Linked DNA regions of Homo sapiens: all the other regions are linked to region 3. Evidence: chromatin contacts called from ENCODE Hi-C or POLR2A ChIA-PET data. All regions are on one chromosome and are shown on one strand. Each heading gives the region's core, a stretch centred on a gene start or an enhancer-like site at or near the end of the contact. The rest is flanking DNA. Distances are from core to core; before and after follow the strand shown. Region 1 holds the start of RPL36 (ribosomal protein L36). Region 2 has its middle 9.6 kb from the start of TINCR. Region 3 overlaps PTPRS (protein tyrosine phosphatase receptor type S).

Region 1 (4,340 bases), core at 1,841-4,340, 400 kb after region 3:
CCCCGCCCTCTGGGTTTCTGGCCCCGCCCTGCCCCTGGGCTCCGCCTCTGCCGGTGACTCGCGAGTGCCGCCTGCAGGTAAACTTTGTGAGCTACGTGCAACTGACGTCGCGGGCGCTGCCCAGCCTGACGGACAGCAAGGGCTCCCTGGTGGTGGTGTCCTCGCTGCTCGGTGCGTGCACCCGGCCCCGGCTCTGCGGGACGGGGAGTGGGGAGCTCGATGCGGGTGAGCCTGGAGGGTCTGGGCAGGCTTCCCGGACGAGGGGGAGCCACTCAGCCGCTGCCGTCCGCGCCCCCAGGCCGCGTGCCCACGTCGTTCTCCACTCCCTACTCGGCGGCCAAGTTTGCGCTGGACGGCTTCTTCGGCTCCCTGCGGCGGGAGCTGGACGTGCAGGACGTGAACGTGGCCATCACCATGTGCGTCCTGGGCCTCCGAGATCGCGCCTCCGCCGCCGAGGCAGTCAGGTGAGGCCCGGACAAGCTGGGGGCTGGGCTGGGGGCCATGGCCCAGCCCCAGCCGCAGTCCCCACCGTGCCCTCCTGTCCCCAGGGGAGTCACGAGGGTCAAGGCGGCCCCGGGGCCCAAGGCAGCCCTGGCCGTGATCCGCGGCGGCGCCACGCGCGCGGCCGGCGTCTTCTACCCGTGGCGTTTCCGCCTGCTGTGCTTGCTCCGGCGCTGGCTACCGCGCCCGCGGGCCTGGTTTATCCGCCAGGAGCTCAACGTCACGGCCGCGGCAGCCTGAGCACCGGGGGGTGCCCCTCCAGTCCCAGACGGCAATGTTCCTCCCTCCAACTGTCCCTGGAGCCAGAACACTCACAGAGACACCCCTGAGAGGGTGGCCACAGCCCAAGATGAAGTCATCAAGACAGAAAAGCAAAACCGAGAAAAACGACGGGCACCTGGAACCAGTCACGGCTTGGGAGGTGCAGGTGCCCCGTGTTAGGCGCCTTTGTCGGGGACTTGCAAGGCCTCACCTGTTTGGCCATGATTGATGACGTGACTGCTTCCATTTTGCAGATGAGGAAACTAAGGCTCAGAGAGGCCACGCCACCCTTGAGCCACCCATGGACCCCTCTCCATCTCCTGCCTGCGCCTTTAAGTCCCTGATTTATTCTTTCCATTCATTCCATCTGGGAGGAACCCCCCCAACTCCTGCCAGCTTCCCCTAGCTGGGGTCTCTGGTACTCTTCACACCTGCAGGGGCGTCTACACTGTTCGTCTACCTGGTGGCAGGGTCTGAGCGGGAGGAGGAGGGAAAGAGTGTGTTCTGAGCTGGACCCAGCCTCTTGTTCGAGAATAAAAACTCTTCTTCTCTTGCATATCTGTTGTTCAAATTCCTTGGTAATTCCAATTTGCTAGCAGCCAGCGGGCAGCGGGAGGGGGTGTGTGTATCAGGGGCCTTGACTCTCAATCCCATTTCACAGGTGGGGAAATGGAGGCTGAGAGGGCCAGGAGCAGTGGCTCACGCCTATAATCCCAGCACTTTGAGAGGTCAAGGTGGGCAGATCACTTGAGGTCAGGAGTTTGAGACCAGCCTGGCCAACATGGTGAAACCCTGTCTTTATTTATTTATTTATTAGACGGAGTCTCACTCTATCGCCCAGGCTGGAGTGCAGTGGTGCGATCTAGGCTCACTGCAACCTCTGCCTCCGGGGTTCAAGCGATTCTTGTGCCTCAGCCTCCCAAATAGTTCAGATTACAGGTGTGGGTCACAACGCCTGACTTTTTGTATTTTTAGTAGAGACGGGGTTTTACCATGTCGGCCAGGCTGGTCTCGAACTCCTAGCCTTAGGTGATCCCCCTGTCTCGGCCTCTCAAAGTGCTGGGATTACAGGTGTCAGCCACTGCACCCGGCCACAAACAAATATTTTAATTAAAAAATTAGCCAGGCGTGGTGGCATGTGCCTGTGGTCCCAGCTAAGGAGGCTAAGGCAGGAGGATCACTTGAGCCCTGGAAGTCAAGGCTACAATAAGCTATGATTACAGCAGTGCACTCTAGCCTGGGCGACAGAGCAAGACCCTGTCTGGAAAAAACATGAAAGCGCTAACCCTAATTAGAGCAGCCCTAAATTGAGACTCTCTTCTTGTATATTAGTAGCATTAAAGGAGAAAAACTGGAAACTTGTGTGTTTCTGCCACCCGATTCAGTTATTTAGCGTCCCGTCCCTACACCACCTAAATTACATCAGATGTCCGCAAGGGGCACTATTACACGTTGCTGTATTCAGACCTAGTCTAGAGCTTGACCAATTGATAACAAAACCAATACCTTTTTTTTTAAATGGAGTTTCGCTCTGTCGCCCAGGCTGGAGTGCAGTGGTGCGATCTCGGCTCACTGCAACCTCTGCCTCTTGGGCTCAAGCAATTCTCCTGCCTCAGCCTCCTGCGTAGCTGGGATTACAGGAGCATGCCACCACGCCTGGCTATTTATTTATTTATTTATTTATTTATTTATTTATTGAGACGGAGTCTTGCTCTGTCGCCCAGGCTGGAGTGCAGTGGCACGATCTCGGCTCACTGCAAGCTCTGCCTCCTGGGTTCACGCCATTCTCCTGCCTCGGCCTCCCGAGTAGCTGGGACTACAGGTGCCCACCACCACGCCTGGCTAATTTTTTGTATTTTTAGTAGAGACGGGGTTTCACCGTATTAGGCTGGTCTCGAGCTCCTGACCTCGTGATCCACATGCCTCGACCTCCCAAAGTGCTGAGATTACAGGCGTGAGCCACCGCGCCCGGCCTAATGGGCGTTTTAACAGTTCATACAGTTTGGTATTATTATTCCCGCTCTACAAGTGAAGAAATTCTGAGAGGTGATGTCGTCGATGCAGGGTCGGCCCGAAATAGGCGGAGTTGGGATTCGAACTCATTTCACAGGCAGAGGGAGGAGAGCAGCCATAGCCACCTCCACTGGTTCCGACTCCAGCTCCCGGGCTCGCAGGAGTAAACGCGCATGCTCAGGGAGCTCGGTCGCGCATGCTCAGCGCAACGGCGGGGAAGACTCCAGCCGCCAGGGGGAGCGCGTGCCGTTCTTGCCTCTCTGGCCTGCGCCTCCTGAGCCGAGTAGATATCCCGGAGTTCCGCGCGGCGCCAGCCCTTCCGCCACGGCCGTCTCTGGAGAGCAGCAGGTAAGTGGTTTCCCGCACTGCCGGTATCCGCCGCCATCCGGACTCCCGGGTCCTCTGTGCAGGTTGGAGGATGGTTGGTTGTGGCGAGCGAGGCTGAAGGAGCCGGGACGCGGGGCTCTGGGCCTCGGGAACTGAGCCGGTACTCACCTCCGCCCCTTCTCCCCGTCGCTGTCCGCAGCCATGGCCCTACGCTACCCTATGGCCGTGGGCCTCAACAAGGGCCACAAAGTGACCAAGAACGTGAGCAAGCCCAGGCACAGCCGACGCCGCGGGGTGAGTGCGGGTGCCGCGCGGAGGTTGTCGGGGGTTTCTTGGAGGGCGGAGGGCATGGCTTGGGCAAAGGCTCTCGACCTGAAAGAACGCGCGTTCGGGCGCAGAACTAAGGGGGGCTTGAATGGAAGAGATGGGGTGGGGGAGTGGGACTTCCTGCCTGGTGCTCGAAGGCGGGCACCCATCTGGGTTTTTCCCAACCGTGCAATCCACGCTGGGGCAGAGGGAGCACCTTGAGAGCGGCGCGGGGCAGCGGGTTTGGGGTTCTGACGCAGGAGTAGGAGTTCGCTCATGGAGCTGGCCCGAGGTTGCGGTGTGTGAGGTTGAGGGATTTCAGGTGTGTCAGTGTATTGGGCGCCTTTATTAAGCGGGCAGCGGGTTTGGGGTTCTGACGCAGGAGTAAGGAGTTCGCTCATGGAGCTGGCCCGAGGTTGCGGTGTGTGAGGTTGAGGGATTTCAGGTGTGTCAGTGTATTGGGCGCCTTTATTCAGCAGGCAGCCCAGACTCCAGGTGCGTCCTGCCAGTGTTGCGGAGACTGGGACTTAGGGAGGATGGGAGCTGCTCCGGGCGCGGCGAAAAGCGCTAGGCGTTAATACCTTGGTTCTCACAGCTACCCACAGAGGGGAGGAAGTAGCCAGGGAAATCGCGGCAGCGCGAGAGAAGCTGCTTAACTAGAATGCAGGGATCCCCCTACCCTGACGGCCGCCCCTTTCCCCCCTAGCGTCTGACCAAACACACCAAGTTCGTGCGGGACATGATTCGGGAGGTGTGTGGCTTTGCCCCGTACGAGCGGCGCGCCATGGAGTTACTGAAGGTCTCCAAGGACAAACGGGCCCTCAAATTTATCAAGAAAAGGGTAGGTGGGCGCTGCCGGCCGAGGGGCGGGGTGGGATGGGAGTCAGGGCCGGGCTGACGGCGGCCTCGTCCCTGGCAGGTGGGGACGCACA
Region 2 (4,326 bases), core at 1,507-4,006, 290 kb after region 3:
GGTGAGCCGAGATTGTGCCATTGCACTCCAGCCTGGGCAACAAGAGTGAACTCCGTCTCAAAAAAAAAAAAAGAATTTCACCACTCTAATATTTGACAAAAAGATCCAATAATAGTTTTTGTGAAGGTACAAGGCAGTGAGCACTTGCATACATTGCTGGGATAAGTTAGTACCAAGTCCCATCTTTCTGGAGGGCGAAATGGCAAAGTATATTGAAAGTCTTTGATGGAAAATAACCATAATGACTCACATTTGTTGAGTGACAACCTCATTTATTATCTTTTCCCCATCAGAACAGAAACTCCCCAACGGCTATTTTGTCTGTTCTATTCACCGCTGAGTTCCCAATGTCTGAAACAACTCATGCCCCTGATTTTTATACCCAGCATGATCCCGTCTACTCAGTTTTCTGAAGTTTGAGAACCGCTGAGCTGAGCTAAAAGGAAAGTTTTTATGCAGACAGACGTCCAAGCATCCAATCTATTTAGGCCTTTTTGACAACCCTCAAGTTCTTAGCAGTGAGTGAAGAATTCTCAGGGGCTCCCCACTGACCCATAGGTTAATAGATGTGCTTGTAGTTATTAGAATTAAATGAGGTGATTTTTCCTTTTTTTTTTTTTTCTTTGAGGGAAGGTCTGGCTCTGTGTCACCCAGGCTGGAGCAGAGCGGCGTGATCTCAGCTCACTGCAACCTCCGCCTCCTGGGCTCAAGTGATCCTCCCACCTCAGCCTCCCGAGTAGCTGGGACTATAGGTGCACACCATCCCGCGTGGCTAATTATTGTATTATTATTATTATTGTTGTTATTGTTATTATTATTATAATTATTATTTTGTAGAGACAGGGTTTTGCCATGTTGCCCAGACTGGTCTCGAACTCCTGGGCTCAAAACTAATCTGCCCACCTTGGCCTCTCAAAGTGCTGGGATTCCAGGCGTGAGCCATCACACCCAGCCTGAGATAATTTATCACATTGAGTCTTTAGCATGCTCCAGGAGTGTTCAAGGTTTTATAAACCTCAACTCACCTCATAGCAATGCTATGAGATAGATGCTAATATCAAGCCCATTTTTTTTAACACAAACAATCCCATAGTATTTATTGCCATCTTGTAGTAACACAACGGTAATCAAAACAATATGAATAAATCTTCACATTGGACAAAGGACATCTAAAAACAAACTGTATCCTTCTCAACAATTTCTCACTTCATTGATCATTTCTAGTTGGAGACACTTTGCAGCAGAGTAATATTACCTCCTTTTAGCATGATCCGACCCAGTTGTTTTCTTGACTTTGTTTTAGAATGAATCTCTTCTGCATCATCTAATACAAGGTTCATATACTCATCAAAACCAATGATACAGCCTTCTATCCGCATATTCACTTGCTCATAGAGCCACACCTGAATCCGCGATCTATTTTGTAAGTATCTGAAGATGAGGCTGATGGGCTGCACCATAACCTTCTGCACTTTCTGGCCCTGGCCACGGTACGCCATGGTGGAATTTCACCCATTTTTTTTTTTTTTTTATAATTTATTTTGTTTTGTTTTGTTTTTTGAGACAGAGTCTCACTCTGTTGCCCAGGCTGGAGTGCAGTGGCGCGATCTCGGCTCGCTGCAGGCTCCGCCTCCCGGGTTCAGGCCATTCTCCTGCCTCAGCCCCCCAAGTAGCTGGGACTACAGGCGCCCGCCACCACGCCCAGCTATTTTTTTTTAGCAGAGACGGGGTTTCACCATGTTAGCCAGGATGGTCTCAATCTCCTGACCTCGTGATCTGCCTGCCTTGGCCTCCCAGAGTGCTGAGATTACAGGCGTGAGCTACCGCGCCTGGCCCTAATTTTTTGTACTTTTAGCAGAGACAGGGTTTCACCGTGTTAGCCAGGATGGTCTCGATCTCCTGACCTCGTGATCCGCCCGCCTCGGCCTCCCAGAGTGCTGGGATTATAGGCGTGAGCCACCGCGCCCGGCCCTAATTTTTTGTATTTTTAGTAGAGACGGGGTTTCACCGTATTAGCCAGGATGATCTCGATCTCCTGACCTTGTGATCCGCCCGCCTCGGCCTCCCAAAGTGCTGGGATTACAGGCATGAGCCACCGCGCCCGGCCGAATATCAGGCCCATTTTACAGATGAGGAAACTGAATGCATAGCATGAAGGCAGTACCCGAGCCAAGGCCTGGCACATAGTAGGTGCTTAGTTTGAGCAGGATCTAAATCTCGTTTGGTCAGACCCACAGACACACAGCTCCATGAACAGTCGCTCCTGTCTCTCCAGGGGACCCCAGGAAGCACTTCATAAATATTTCAGTTCTTGAATTCTTTGGTGACTCTATACAGAGCCGCCAGGAAAGGTGAGCAGGGGCGGGAGAGGCAGCTTTCCAAGGGGGGCGGAGACATGAGGCACACATCAAGTCACTCGCCAGCCCGGATACACCAAAATGTACACAGCATGAGGAGAAGTCAGTCACACAGAGACACAGACACACCCAAGGCAAATACAGCCATGATATGTAGCAAGAGAAAAATGAGACACGTAGTCACATGCGCAGAGACACATGCCCCCCAGAGCAAACACAGACACACACGGACACACGCCCCATGACAAACACAGATGCACACAGAGAGACACACGGCCTTAAGCCTCACACACGGAGATTCACCAGATCCACACCCCAAGACAGAAGCAGGCACGTCCACTCCTGAGACCAATACAAACTCACTCTAAGAGAAGCACAGACACAACCAGGGCCTTCGCCTACCGGGGGCCGGGTTGGGAGGCTCTGGAGACCCTCGACCCTTGAGGAAGCCCCCATTCCAGCCTCCACCTGCGCCTCCAGGGCCTCCCACAAAGGTGGTGTTGGGCCCGTGGGGGAAACGCTGGGCGGGCAGAGAGATGGGGGCTTCCGCGGCAGGAGGGGCCCAACCGGGTCGGCTGCGTTGCAGAGCGTGGCTCTTGGGCGCCACCTAGTGGGCACATGGAGTAGAGGGCCCGGCTGCCCCAAGTGCAGATCCACATCTGTGCAGGTCCTGGGTTCATCTGTTTCTGCTTTTGTCTATTTGCGTCCCTGTGTGTGTGCGTCTGTTTCACTCTGTGTCTCAGTCTCTGTCTCTCTTCTCCCTGAATCTCTCTTTTTCTGTGTCTCGGTGTCTTTATCTCTCCATCCCTCTTTTTTCTCCCCTTCCCTCCCCCACGGCTTCCCCCACCTCCAGAGCCTGAGGCTTCGTCAATAAGCAAGCCAGGCATCTCCAGTGACCCAGCACACCCCACTTATAGCCGCATCTCTTGGGTCCCGTCCCTCAACGGCGTCTTGGTCCCCATGAGTGTCCACCTGCTATGACTCAGCCAGGGGCTGAGTGAGTGGGGGTGTGATACCCAACGGACTCTCACTCTGTCGCCCAGGCTGGAGTGCAGTGGTGCAACATCAGCTCACTGCAACCTCCACCTCCCAGGTTCAAGAGATTCTCCTGCCTCAGCCTCCCGAGTAGCTGGGATTACAGGCATGCGCCACCATGCCCTGCTAATTTTTGTATTTCTAGTAGAGACAAGGTTTTGCCATGTTGACCAGGCTGATCTCGAACTCCTGACCTCAGGTGATCCACCCACCTCAGCCTCCCAAAGTGCTGGGATTACAGACATGAGCCACCGTGCCTGGCTAATTATATCTATTTTTTAATACAGAGTCTCGCTCTGTTGCCCAGACTGGAGTGCAGTGGTGTGATCTCAGCTCACTGTAACTTCCACCTCCCAGATTCAAGTGATTCTCCTGCCTCAGCCTCCCGAGTAGCTGGGATTACAGGCGTGCACCACCACACCTGGCTAATTTTTGTGTTTTTAGTAGAGATGGAGTTTCACCATGTTGACCAGGCTGGTCTCAAGTGATCTGCCTGCCTCGGCCTCCCAAAGTGCTTGGAGTACAGGTGTGAGGCACCATGCCCAGCTGTGCCCACCAGTTCTGCCAGCCTGCTTGCTCCTATGTTCTGGTCTTTGGAGCAGGGATCCCAAAACTGGAGGCGGCTTGTGGCCCCCCCTGCTGTGTCTTTGTCCAAACAGAGCCAGGGCCCTGAGTCCAGTGTGGCTCGCCCCTCCTTCCCCAGGGCTGGCTGGTTCTAGCTTCCTGGAGGTGAAAGTGGTCATGGCATGGGGAGACCGGGGACACGGGGACAGTGAGGATTTGGATCTCAAGCAAGGAAAGGCCTGAAGAGAGACATTTGAGTGTTACCCTCAAACCCTTCGAGGAGGGCTGGCTCTCTTCTTCTCAAGAAGAAGAAACCCTACAGGCTGGTGGTCCCATCCCTGATCAGCCACTGCGGCCCCAGGTCCCCATG
Region 3 (4,036 bases), core at 900-3,399:
TTATAAGCCACTTGGTCTGTGGTATTTGGCTACAGCAGCCCAAATGGACTAAGACAGCCTCCAACCACCAGCTAAACCCCAACCCCAGCATGAGTCCCCAACCCAGGCTGGGCCCCTGACTCAGACCAAGCCCCACACCAGGACTGAGGACCTGAGCCCCTGACTCAGACCAAGCCCCACACCAGGACTGAGGGGTGCTGAGCCCCAGTTTTCTCCAACTCACAGGCTGCTTCTCAGGAAGGAGGGGACTCCAGACTATGCTGCTGTCTGGCTCTAAAACCTGATCCCCCAGGTTATAAGACAAATCTCTTCCACACACCTGCCTGTCCCTGCCCTGCTCTAAGACCTCCCATGGCTCCCAGAGCCCCCAGGGGAAGCCACTCTTGCTGACTTCACTGTTTCCTCTCGCTTGGAGGTACAGCCAGGCCAGCCAAGCTCAGTCCCACCTCCAAGCCTTTGCTTCTGCTGTGCCCTCTGCCTGGAATGCTGTCCCCACCACATGACAGGTCTCAGCTTAGCTGTCACTTCCTCAGGAAACCCTTCTCTGCCCCTCAAAGGTCAATTCCCCCTACATTCTACATCCCGGAGCATCAGATATGACTAAGGTTATCCTCCGTGGTATTCACCCTGGTTCCCAAACTAAATGAAAAGATGTTAATCATTCAGCACGTTTCTCCCACAAGAACCTCAACTCCTCCAGGGCAGAAGGGTCCCTCGTCACATACCTTGAACCCTGGAATGGCCCCCTCCCCATCTCCCCAATCTCCACTCTGTCCAGAGCCAGGTCAGAGGGCCAGGGAGGGGAAGGGAGAGGCCCAAGGATAAGATCTTTGTTGCCTAGTCAGGCTGGCACCCATGCCAGCCCATGCCCTGGGCGGGTCCAGGCCGTGACCACAGGAACTGGTGGCGCATAATAACGGGGCAGCCCCTGTGATTCTGACTCCCAAAATACCCAGCTGCGGTCACCTCGCCCAGCCCTGGGGCGGTCCCAGGGGAAGGATGGGCGGGTAGTGGCCGGGTCACAGCCTAGGGTGACGAACGGGATTCGGGGGGCCTCAGTGTACATAGTTAGGCCACAGGCATACAGTCAGACCAGCCACAGAGAACGATGCCTGCTAAATCACGCCACAGACATACACAGATGCACACAGTCAAACCACCGATACACACCGACACACAGTCAGACTGCAAGCGGTTGCATATCTGCAAGAGACACAGAAACAAATGCATTCACACAGTCAGGCAGCAGAGACGGGCACACACACACACACACACACACACACACACACACACACACACACAATCAGGCAAATAAAACTTGCACATAGTCAGACCACAAACACAGACAGGCCCAAAATCAGACCACAGACATACACCAAGCCAGAAAAGATACACATAAGGGGTCATGGTGGGGCAGGCAGTACACATACACAGTTGGGTTACAGGGAACTGCAAACATGCAATTAGATCAGAGATACCTACAGGTGCACAAGCCGGTCAAAGTCACACGCAGACACAGGTGCCGGCACACTGTCAGACTATAGATAGGCCAGTCAGTCAGCAGACCACAGGTGCATGTGCCAGCCAGCCAAATAGAGATATGCAAAGTCAGATTCCCTTCCTACACACATATGTGCACACAGGCAGGCTACACAGACATGCACACACACAGTCAGACTCTAGGTACACCTTGCACACAACCAGTTGGGGACTGGGAAGATGAAGGAAATAAAGCCTAGAGCACAGTCCCTTACTCTGAGTCCCTGCCCTAGCCCTTTAAGAGCAAAAGTTGCCAACGAGGAAGGCGGTGGCCCCAGATGGAGAAAACAGCCTGTGGCCAGCTGGGGCTAGGGTGACCACAGCGGCTGGCCCTGCCCAGAAATGCACATCTGCTTGGCCACACTGAGGGGGCGAGGTCAGTCCCAGACCACTTTGAGCAGCTGGGCAGGCCTGCAGAGAGCCTCTGGGGAAACTGAGGCAGCATAGCAAACCTGAAGCTCAGAGGGCATGGGTAGGAGTCACTTGCACAGAGAGCCCAGGTGGGGCACATATATGGAGGGCCCCAGCCACAGCTGGCTCTCCCACATCCCACGAGGACCTCAGGGCAGCATCAGCCACCTTCTAAACCAGGCAGCCCTAATTACACCCTGGCTCCCACGGCAGAAGCCATGTTGGGCCCACACCTCCCTGATGTCTGCGCAGGATGGGGCTGAGTCAGGCACAGACAGGCAGGGCCTGGCCATGGACTCCCCCCAGATCCGCCACTCCAGCCTGTCAGGGGCAGGGACGAGGGGCTACAGTAACAGGAGCATTTGGGGCATTGGATGATGTATCAGGAATAGGGTGGTGGGAGGGGCCCAGGGAGTGGGGTTCAGACACTACCAAAGACAAAACATCCCGGGGTCCCTTAGGTGCCAATCCTCCCTAGGAGAACCTCCCATGATGGGGATAGGACCCTGCACACCCACAATCCTCCCACCGACTCCTGCTTCCACGAAAACCCCAGGCGTGAGGTCCTCTGCGAGGATTTGGGAGAGAAGATCCCTAGGTCCCATCAGCTCTGCCTTCAGAATCTGTCCCCAACCTGCCCACTTCTTACTCATTCTTCTGCCTCCACTTCTTCCAGCCCCATTGTCACCGACCTGGACAGATGTCGTCACCTCCATCGTGGTCTCCCAGCTCCCGCCCTTGTCCCTTGATCTGTTCCACTCACAGAAACCAGAAAGCATCTGCAAGCACCCGAGTCAGGGCTCGTCCTTCCTCTGCCCACAGCCCTCCATGGCTCCCACCTGCCTCGGGGTCAAAGCCCAAGTCCTTCCTGAGGCCCACCAGGTCCTGCACGACCTGCCCTGTCCCCTCCGTGCCCTCCCCTCCTCCCTTTCTCCCCCTCCTCCCTCTGCTCCAGCCGCATGGGCCTCCTTGCTATTTCTCCAACACCCCAAGTGCAGTCCAGTCCTGCCCCCGGGCCTTTGCGTGGGCCATTCCTGGATTTAATATTGGCTGAGGACCAAAAGGTGAATGGGAATTGGGGGCAAGGGTGTCTCTGCACTACAAACAGCATGAGGAAGAGCAAGGGGGCAGCACTGAGAGGTCCTAGGAGGGAGAGGGGGAGAGATGAGGACAGAGAGGTGCACATAGACTAGACCCACAGAGCAGCCAGGAGCCCTACGTGGCCCTGGGCAGGGAGGGAAATGGCCAGGTTGGTGCCAGGCCAACCCTCCACCATGTCCTCTTGCAAAAGGCAGCCTGGGCCACCAGCCTTGCCACTGCCAAGAAAGGGAAATTAAGTCAGGTGCAGTAATCTGCAAGCTCCCAGTAAATGACACGGCTGTTAGGAAAAGCATGGCAGCCCATGGTGGCCAGCGAGGCTGAGCCAGGGCTAGGGAGAAGGAGAGGGAGTGACCGCTGGACGCTGAACCCATGTGGGGCTCAGGGAGGGTCTCTGCCCGCCCCACCTGGCTCTCAGGGGCTGCACTGCCCACCACTAGCTCACGGCAGCTGGTCAGAGGCAGGCGCTTGACTTTTACAGATGAGGAAACTGAGGCTCACAGAAAAACAGGGACTCAGCCAAGGCCCCCAGCTGGGGTGGGACTTGGGTCTAGAGCCCACGTTTAATCTTGTGACTGTGTCTTTCTCTGGCCACTGCGAGATCTCTGGACAACTCTCTCTGGGACTGGTAGAGCCCGCTGGCCGCCTCTGGGGGCTCCCCCGCGGTGCTAATGGGGGGCGAGTGGGCACTCATTCCAACCAGGCGCCGGGGCATGGGTCACGCGATCTGGGAGCCGGCTTTGTGTGCCCACGCGGTCCAGGAAGCATAAAGGGGTGATTATGACCCAGGCCGGGCAGCAAACAGGCTGTGTCACCCGCACGAGGCGGGGGCTCCTCGGGCCAGAGGAGGCTCCCGGTGCCTCTCCCAGCCCAGGCTCCAGCTGTAGAGTCCATGCTGCCCTGTCCTGGGGCGGGAGTCTGGGGGCCTAGTCCTAACCCTCAGGGGCCATCCCATGGCCCCAGGGCAGGAGAAGCTGAGGCTGATTAT

What was found. Hi-C counts contacts between places; a loop is a spot of excess contacts on that map. ChIA-PET counts read pairs that join two places held with the same protein, here RNA polymerase II (POLR2A). Pooled maps may share reads with other maps.
Region 1: a pooled map shows a loop between it and region 3 (6-fold over the local background). The contact joins the promoter of RPL36 here to the enhancer-like site in region 3. A Hi-C loop is called at or near these places in 1 of 168 maps with a recorded cell type or tissue (ascending aorta) and 6 of 50 pooled maps. POLR2A ChIA-PET finds 5 or more read pairs at or near these places in 1 of 52 experiments (HEK293).
Region 2: a map of PC-9 shows a loop between it and region 3 (4-fold over the local background). The contact joins two enhancer-like sites. A Hi-C loop is called at or near these places in 1 of 168 maps with a recorded cell type or tissue (PC-9) and 5 of 50 pooled maps. POLR2A ChIA-PET finds 5 or more read pairs at or near these places in 3 of 52 experiments (A673, BJ and WTC11).

The regions. Positions count from the first base shown.
Region 1 is chr19:5,687,205-5,691,544 of GRCh38, forward strand. RPL36 (ribosomal protein L36) reads left to right here and starts at 3,091. Exons shown (of 4, transcript NM_033643.3): 1 at 3,091-3,123; 2 at 3,302-3,396; 3 at 4,115-4,249; 4 at 4,328-4,340. The coding sequence starts at 3,304. HSD11B1L (hydroxysteroid 11-beta dehydrogenase 1 like) reads left to right here. Exons shown (of 8, transcript NM_198706.3): 6 at 78-171; 7 at 299-464; 8 at 549-1,318. The coding sequence ends at 741. RefSeq lists silencers at 1-34, 275-334, 4,153-4,202 and enhancers at 512-1,011, 2,763-2,812, 2,868-3,393, 3,394-3,919, 3,920-4,340.
Region 2 is chr19:5,575,440-5,579,765 of GRCh38, forward strand. It overlaps the pseudogene SNRPEP4. Among named protein-coding and RNA genes, the nearest start is that of TINCR, 9.6 kb to the left of the region's middle. Within about 2 kb of position 2,757, at least 4 of the 41 ENCODE cell types and tissues checked have a DNase peak (open chromatin) inside an H3K27ac peak, as active enhancers do.
Region 3 is chr19:5,286,709-5,290,744 of GRCh38, forward strand. The region is part of intron 1 of PTPRS (protein tyrosine phosphatase receptor type S); the gene reads right to left. Among named protein-coding and RNA genes, the nearest start is that of PTPRS, 52 kb to the right of the region's middle. Within about 2 kb of position 2,150, at least 7 of the 41 ENCODE cell types and tissues checked have a DNase peak (open chromatin) inside an H3K27ac peak, as active enhancers do.